Linked DNA regions of Homo sapiens: region 1 is linked to region 2. The links are chromatin loops, found by intact Hi-C in ENCODE. Cell type or tissue: CD4-positive, alpha-beta T cell. All regions are shown on one strand.

Region 1 (2,500 bases), 410 kb after region 2:
CTGTGGGGGTGGGGTTCCTAGAACCAATCCCCCATGGCTACAGAGGGATGGCTGTACACTGACTGTGTGCTTATAAATGATTATTTGAACACAAGGAGCTACAGAGAAACTAAGTGGTTAAGTATTGTGGCCTCTGACAAATGATGACCCACCTAAAACCAATAGGAAATAGGGTTCCCATCCAAAAAGCACTATCTGGCTGGACGAGGTGGCTCACACCTGTAATCCCAACACTGTGGGAGGCCGAGGTGGGCAGATCACCTGAGGTCAGGAGTTAGAGACCAGCCTGACCAACATGGTGAAACCCTATCTCTACAAAAAATACAAAAATTAGCTGGGCGTGGTAGTGGGCACCTGTAATCCCAGCTACTCAGGATGTTGATGCAGGAGAATTGCTTGAACCGGGAGGTGGTGGTTGCAGTGAGCTGAGACAGCGCCACTGTACTCCAGCCTGGGGGACAGAGCAAGACTCCGTCTCAAACAAAAACAAAAAACAAAAAGCACTATCTGCTCACAATTTTGTAGGACAGTCCTCTGTACCTCTTCCATGCCACAAAAGATTCTCAATAGCTGCTAAGCAACACGGTGGTGGTGTTGGGGGGAAGGGCATGGGCCTAGGTCTCACAAAACAGGAGCTTCTAGTCCCAATTCAGCCATTAACTGATTAGTTGGGTGACCTCAAGTCACTTTCCCAGATCAAGACAGTCCTGGGGGAACTGACATGCTACACTCTGTCTGGCAAAACAATGGTGGGCGGTAAGTAGCCAAAAGTTCACTGGGAGACGTCAAGCTAAGTATAGCCCTTGGTGCAGTAAATCTACCGGAGACAACTCAGAGGTGCCTGGACTACGGGGCCCACATCGCAGAGCAGCCCAGATGGCAGCGGGAAAGGGAGAGTACAGCGCCTCACCCTCGAGCAGCACGATGCCTTTACGGATGTCATCATTGTACTTGCTCCGCACCAGGCACCAGGCGTACTCAAACTGCGTGCTCTTGGACACCGAGCCTGCTGCCTTCTCAGACTGAAATTTCTTTTCAAACTTCTGCCACAGGGGAGGAAAGGAATCATTTAGAAATGTAGGGCGTCAACCATTCTCTATCTGGACATGCCATCTCCCTGGCTCTGCCCCTTTCCCTCGCAGGTCTCGGTATCTGGCACCCCAGCTTCTGCTATCTCCATGCCCGGGACCCAGGCTTTCGGCTCCTCCGGGCCTGCGGGCCAGCTCTTGGGACAGAGGCCCCCGGTCTCCCCTCCCCGCGGCGGTACCGAGCGGAGATGCCACCTGGTGGCAGCTCCAGGCACCGCTCCCGGAGCAGCTGACCCCGGCGGCCGAACAGTAAACACGCTGTCAGAACTGCTCAACAGCCCACGCGGTCCTCATTTGAGGCTGCTGGCCCCATCCTGCCCCACCCTGCCGGGCCTGGACCTTTTATTGTCCAGGAATAGAAGTAGTGCCTACCTCCTAGAGCTACAAAGACTGAGATCTGGCATGCGATGCCTTAGCACCGTGCCGGACGCAGTAATAGGTGACACCTTATGATGGTCACTGTATTCCTCCACCGCTGGAGGAGCGCCCTGAGCTCACAGCTCCTGCATGATCCCAGATCCCGTCAGTCTAACCACGGTCGGGCTCCAGGCCCGTAGTCTGAGGTGTGGGGGGCTCAGGACACTACAACTCCCAGGAGCCTCTGCGGCATAGCAGGCCCTCCGGGCAGGAGCCAGGCGCTGTGGAGGCTGCCGGGAGCCGTAGTTCGGCTTCCCTCGGCCAAGCCGATGCCGGGAGGAGGGTTCGGCCCCTACCTGACTCTCCTCAGGACCCGCCCTCCGACCTTCCCTTTCCCTCTGTCCGGGCCAGGCCTCACCAGCAGGTCCTCCACAGACACCAGCTCGTTCAGCACGGCCTCCATGGCCACTGCCCCCGCGAGCCTCACACTACAGTCTACTGTGCCACAGTCTCCATGGCCCAGTGGCAGGGGCGGAGAACCACTTCCGGCGTCCGGCGGATGCTGGCACGACCTGGCGACGCCCCGCCCCTTCCTCTCAGTTCAGCAGCGCCGGCGGGGCGCTAGTGCGCAGGCTCGGCCGGTCCCTCCAGCCCGCAGACTGCGCGCAGGGAGACCTTCCCCAGGTTGGTCTTCCCAGGTGCCTCAGCCGGTGCCTTCCTCTGTGGAGGCTTCCCTAGGGAAACTGGAGGCCATGTCTTGGCGGTTAGCCCCCAGGATGAAAACAGCAAAAAGAGGGTGGGTAGCTGACCAGAGATCACAGTACATTAGGGTGCCAAGCTGACGCCCCTCAGAAATCTAGGACCTTGGAGGCCACGTGACTATTCATCGCCTGCAACAAAATCTTAACTAGAACCGGGAGCCCGGCGCGTAGCTCACGTCCGAAGCCCAACAACTTGGGAGGCCGCGGCGGGAAGATCGCTGGAGGCCAGGAGTTCAAGACCAGCCTGAGCAACATAGCGAGACCCTATCTCTACAAAATTTTTAAAAAAATCAA
Region 2 (2,500 bases):
GAGGAGCAGGAAGCCAGGCCGGGTGGGGCCGGCACCGAGGGTAGCAGGTCGGGCCAGGGGAAGGTAGGCCGGGCCCCAGAGGAGATGACGCAGGGCCTCAGCCCTCTCCCAGGCCCCACTCTTCCAGCCTGGGGACCAGAGAGCTCACCTGAACCTCAGAAAACCCACCCCCCGCTCCATTCCCTAAGGCTGACATCACCCCATGCGCCACAGCCCAGCAACCTGTCTGGCCAGAGCCTTCCACATCCAGCTGCTGCCCAGATACCCTCCCTCCCCAGGATCCAGGGGTCTAGCCTCGCACTGCTGCCCTCCAGGAACCCTGGAATTTCATCCCTCCCCTCGGCTCACTCCTGGGCCGTTTTGCCCCATCAGCTGTTCTTGCAGGAAGGGCGCCCTGCTCAGCTCGCCTCTCTTCCCGAGAGTCTTTTGTTTGCTGGGTCTGCAGGAAATTGGAGGGGCGGTGCCCAAGGGCTCATCTGCCCCTGGGACCTGGGGGAGGGGGGCGCAGATTCACCAGACTTAATCCTGGGGAGTTTACAGCAGGAATGGGGTGGGGGAGGGTGGGGGTGAGGTGGGCGGATCTCCAGGAAATTAGCATTTAAGGCCTAATTCTGAGAGTGCCATTAGATCTCCTTGTCCCGAAGGGGCAGACGGGGCATGTGTGTGTTCCAGGATCTGGGATCCCTAGAATTGAGGGCTGGGGGAACACTCTGAGGTCACCTAATAGGTTGACAGGGGCGTTGACACCAAGGTAGAAAATCTCAGATACTGAATCCCACGATCTCCTCTATATCTATACACCATTTTTAAAAATAGAGATGGGGGCTCGCTATGTTGCCCAGGCTGGTCTCGAACACCTGGGCTCAAGAGATACTCTGGCCTTGGCCCCGCAAAGCGCTGGGATTACAGGCATGAGTCACTGGGCCCAGTCCCACAATCCCGTCTTTTACACGCCTGCGATCCTGCGGATGCCAAGAGGTGGGGAGGCAGGTCAGACCAAACCGTCTTTGAGAATTATTATTTTTTCCATTAAAAAATGGTGGAGAGGACGACCCGCCCGTAGCCACACAATTCGCGCCTTCCCAGGACGCAACCGCAGAAAAAGCGGCGGTGTGGACGCTCTGGCGGGCGGCGTCCTCTCGTTGGTTGCCCTCTCTCTGAAGCCATCATAGTCGCCGCCATCTTTCCTTCCCGGCCGTCAGTCACGTGGGCAGCACGCCCCAGGCCTCCGACTGCTGGCGTGCAGTGGGGCGGATTCCGGAGGATTCCTGCAGCCACAGTGAATGTTTGGTTATTCCAGGCGCAGGGCAGCAGCGAAGAAAACTGAAGCTCCTGTTTCGTGGAGCTTAACTTCCTTTCTTTTTTTGAGACAGGATCTCTCTCTGTTGCCTAGGCTGAGTGCATGGGCAAGGTCATACCTCATTGCAGCCTCGAACTCTTGACCTCAAGTGATCCTCCACACTTGGCCTCCCAAAGTGTTGGGATTATAAACCTGAGCCAATTTTATTTCATCTATTTATTTTTAAAACATTTATTTCAATTTTTTTTTTTTTTTTTTTTTTTTTTTGAGACAGAGTCTTGCTCTGTTGCCCAGGCTGGAGTGCAGTGGCGTGATCTTCGCTCACTGCAAGCTCAGCCTCCTGGGTTCACGCCATTCTCCTGCCTCAGCCTCCCAAGTAGCTGGGACTGCAGGCGCCCTCTACCATGCCTGGCTAATTTTTTTGTATTTTTAGTAGAGACAGGGTTTCACCATGTTAGCCAGGATGGTCTTGATCTCCTGACCTCGTGATCTGCCCGCCTCAGCCTCCCAAAGTGCTGGGATTACAGGCGTGAGCCACCGCACCCGGCTATTTCAAGTTGTAAAATTTTTTTGTGGAGACAGTCTTGCTATGTTGCCCAGGCTGGTCTCACACTCCTGGGCTCAAGTGATCCTCCTGCCTCCACCTTCCAAAGCATTGGGAGTATAGCACCCAGCCATGTGGTTCAATTTTAAATGGGATTCGCAGGGAAGATTTCACTAGGAAGATAATATTTGAGTCCAGAAGACCTAAAAGAGGTTCTGGAGTTGTCTGAGGAACAGCCCAGAGGCCCTAGTGGGGCACGCGCAGGAGGTGAGAAGAGAGATGTGGTGATGGAGAGGCCACATTACAGGCATGGGCCACCATGCCTAGCATTCTGAGACACTTCTGAGCAGAGGAGATACTATTATTTATTTATTTATTTTGAGACAGAGTCTCACTCTGTCACCAAGGCTGGTGTACAGTGACGCGATCTTGGCTCACTGCGACCTGGCCTCTGGGGCTCAAGCGATCTGCCCACTTCACCCTCCCCAGTACCTAGGATTACAGGTGTGTAGCACCACGCCGGCTAATTTTTTTGCATTTTTAGTAAAGGAGGAGACTACCTTTCATATTGTCTTATGCCTAATTTCTGCCTCTAAAGAAAGAAAAAGTAAAAACTAAAAGGCAGAAATAAAATCTACAAGCAGACAGCCCGGTGC

The links. Peaks named below come from ENCODE experiments on the same cell type or tissue, not always from the same donor. Only the 100,000 strongest peaks of a DNase experiment are listed, where the experiment ranks them.
Region 1: a loop joins it to region 2, with 5 times the contacts of the local background. A loop is called at or near these places in 3 of 110 quality-filtered maps.

Annotation. Positions count from the first base shown.
Region 1 is chr7:101,243,097-101,245,596 of GRCh38, forward strand. It overlaps FIS1 (fission, mitochondrial 1), which reads right to left and starts at 1,985. Exons shown (of 5, transcript NM_016068.3): 1 at 1,864-1,985; 2 at 911-1,043. The coding sequence starts at 1,908. RefSeq lists enhancers at 1,629-1,678, 1,769-2,008. In CD4-positive, alpha-beta T cell, CTCF peaks have their summits at 1,286 (motif pointing left) and 1,488; DNase peaks (open chromatin) are centred at 945, 1,305, 1,735 and 2,035; H3K4me3 peaks cover 1,747 bases; H3K27ac peaks cover 1,980 bases.
Region 2 is chr7:100,836,312-100,838,811 of GRCh38, forward strand. It overlaps SLC12A9-AS1 (SLC12A9 antisense RNA 1), which reads right to left. Exons shown (of 2, transcript NR_146550.1): 2 at 1,003-1,268. It also overlaps a transcript of SLC12A9 not described here. Among named protein-coding and RNA genes, the nearest start is that of EPHB4, 10 kb to the left of the region's middle. RefSeq lists enhancers at 1-805, 806-1,725, 1,183-1,232, 1,243-1,322. In CD4-positive, alpha-beta T cell, no CTCF peak of the experiment used is centred here; a DNase peak (open chromatin) is centred at 1,180; H3K4me3 peaks cover 838 bases.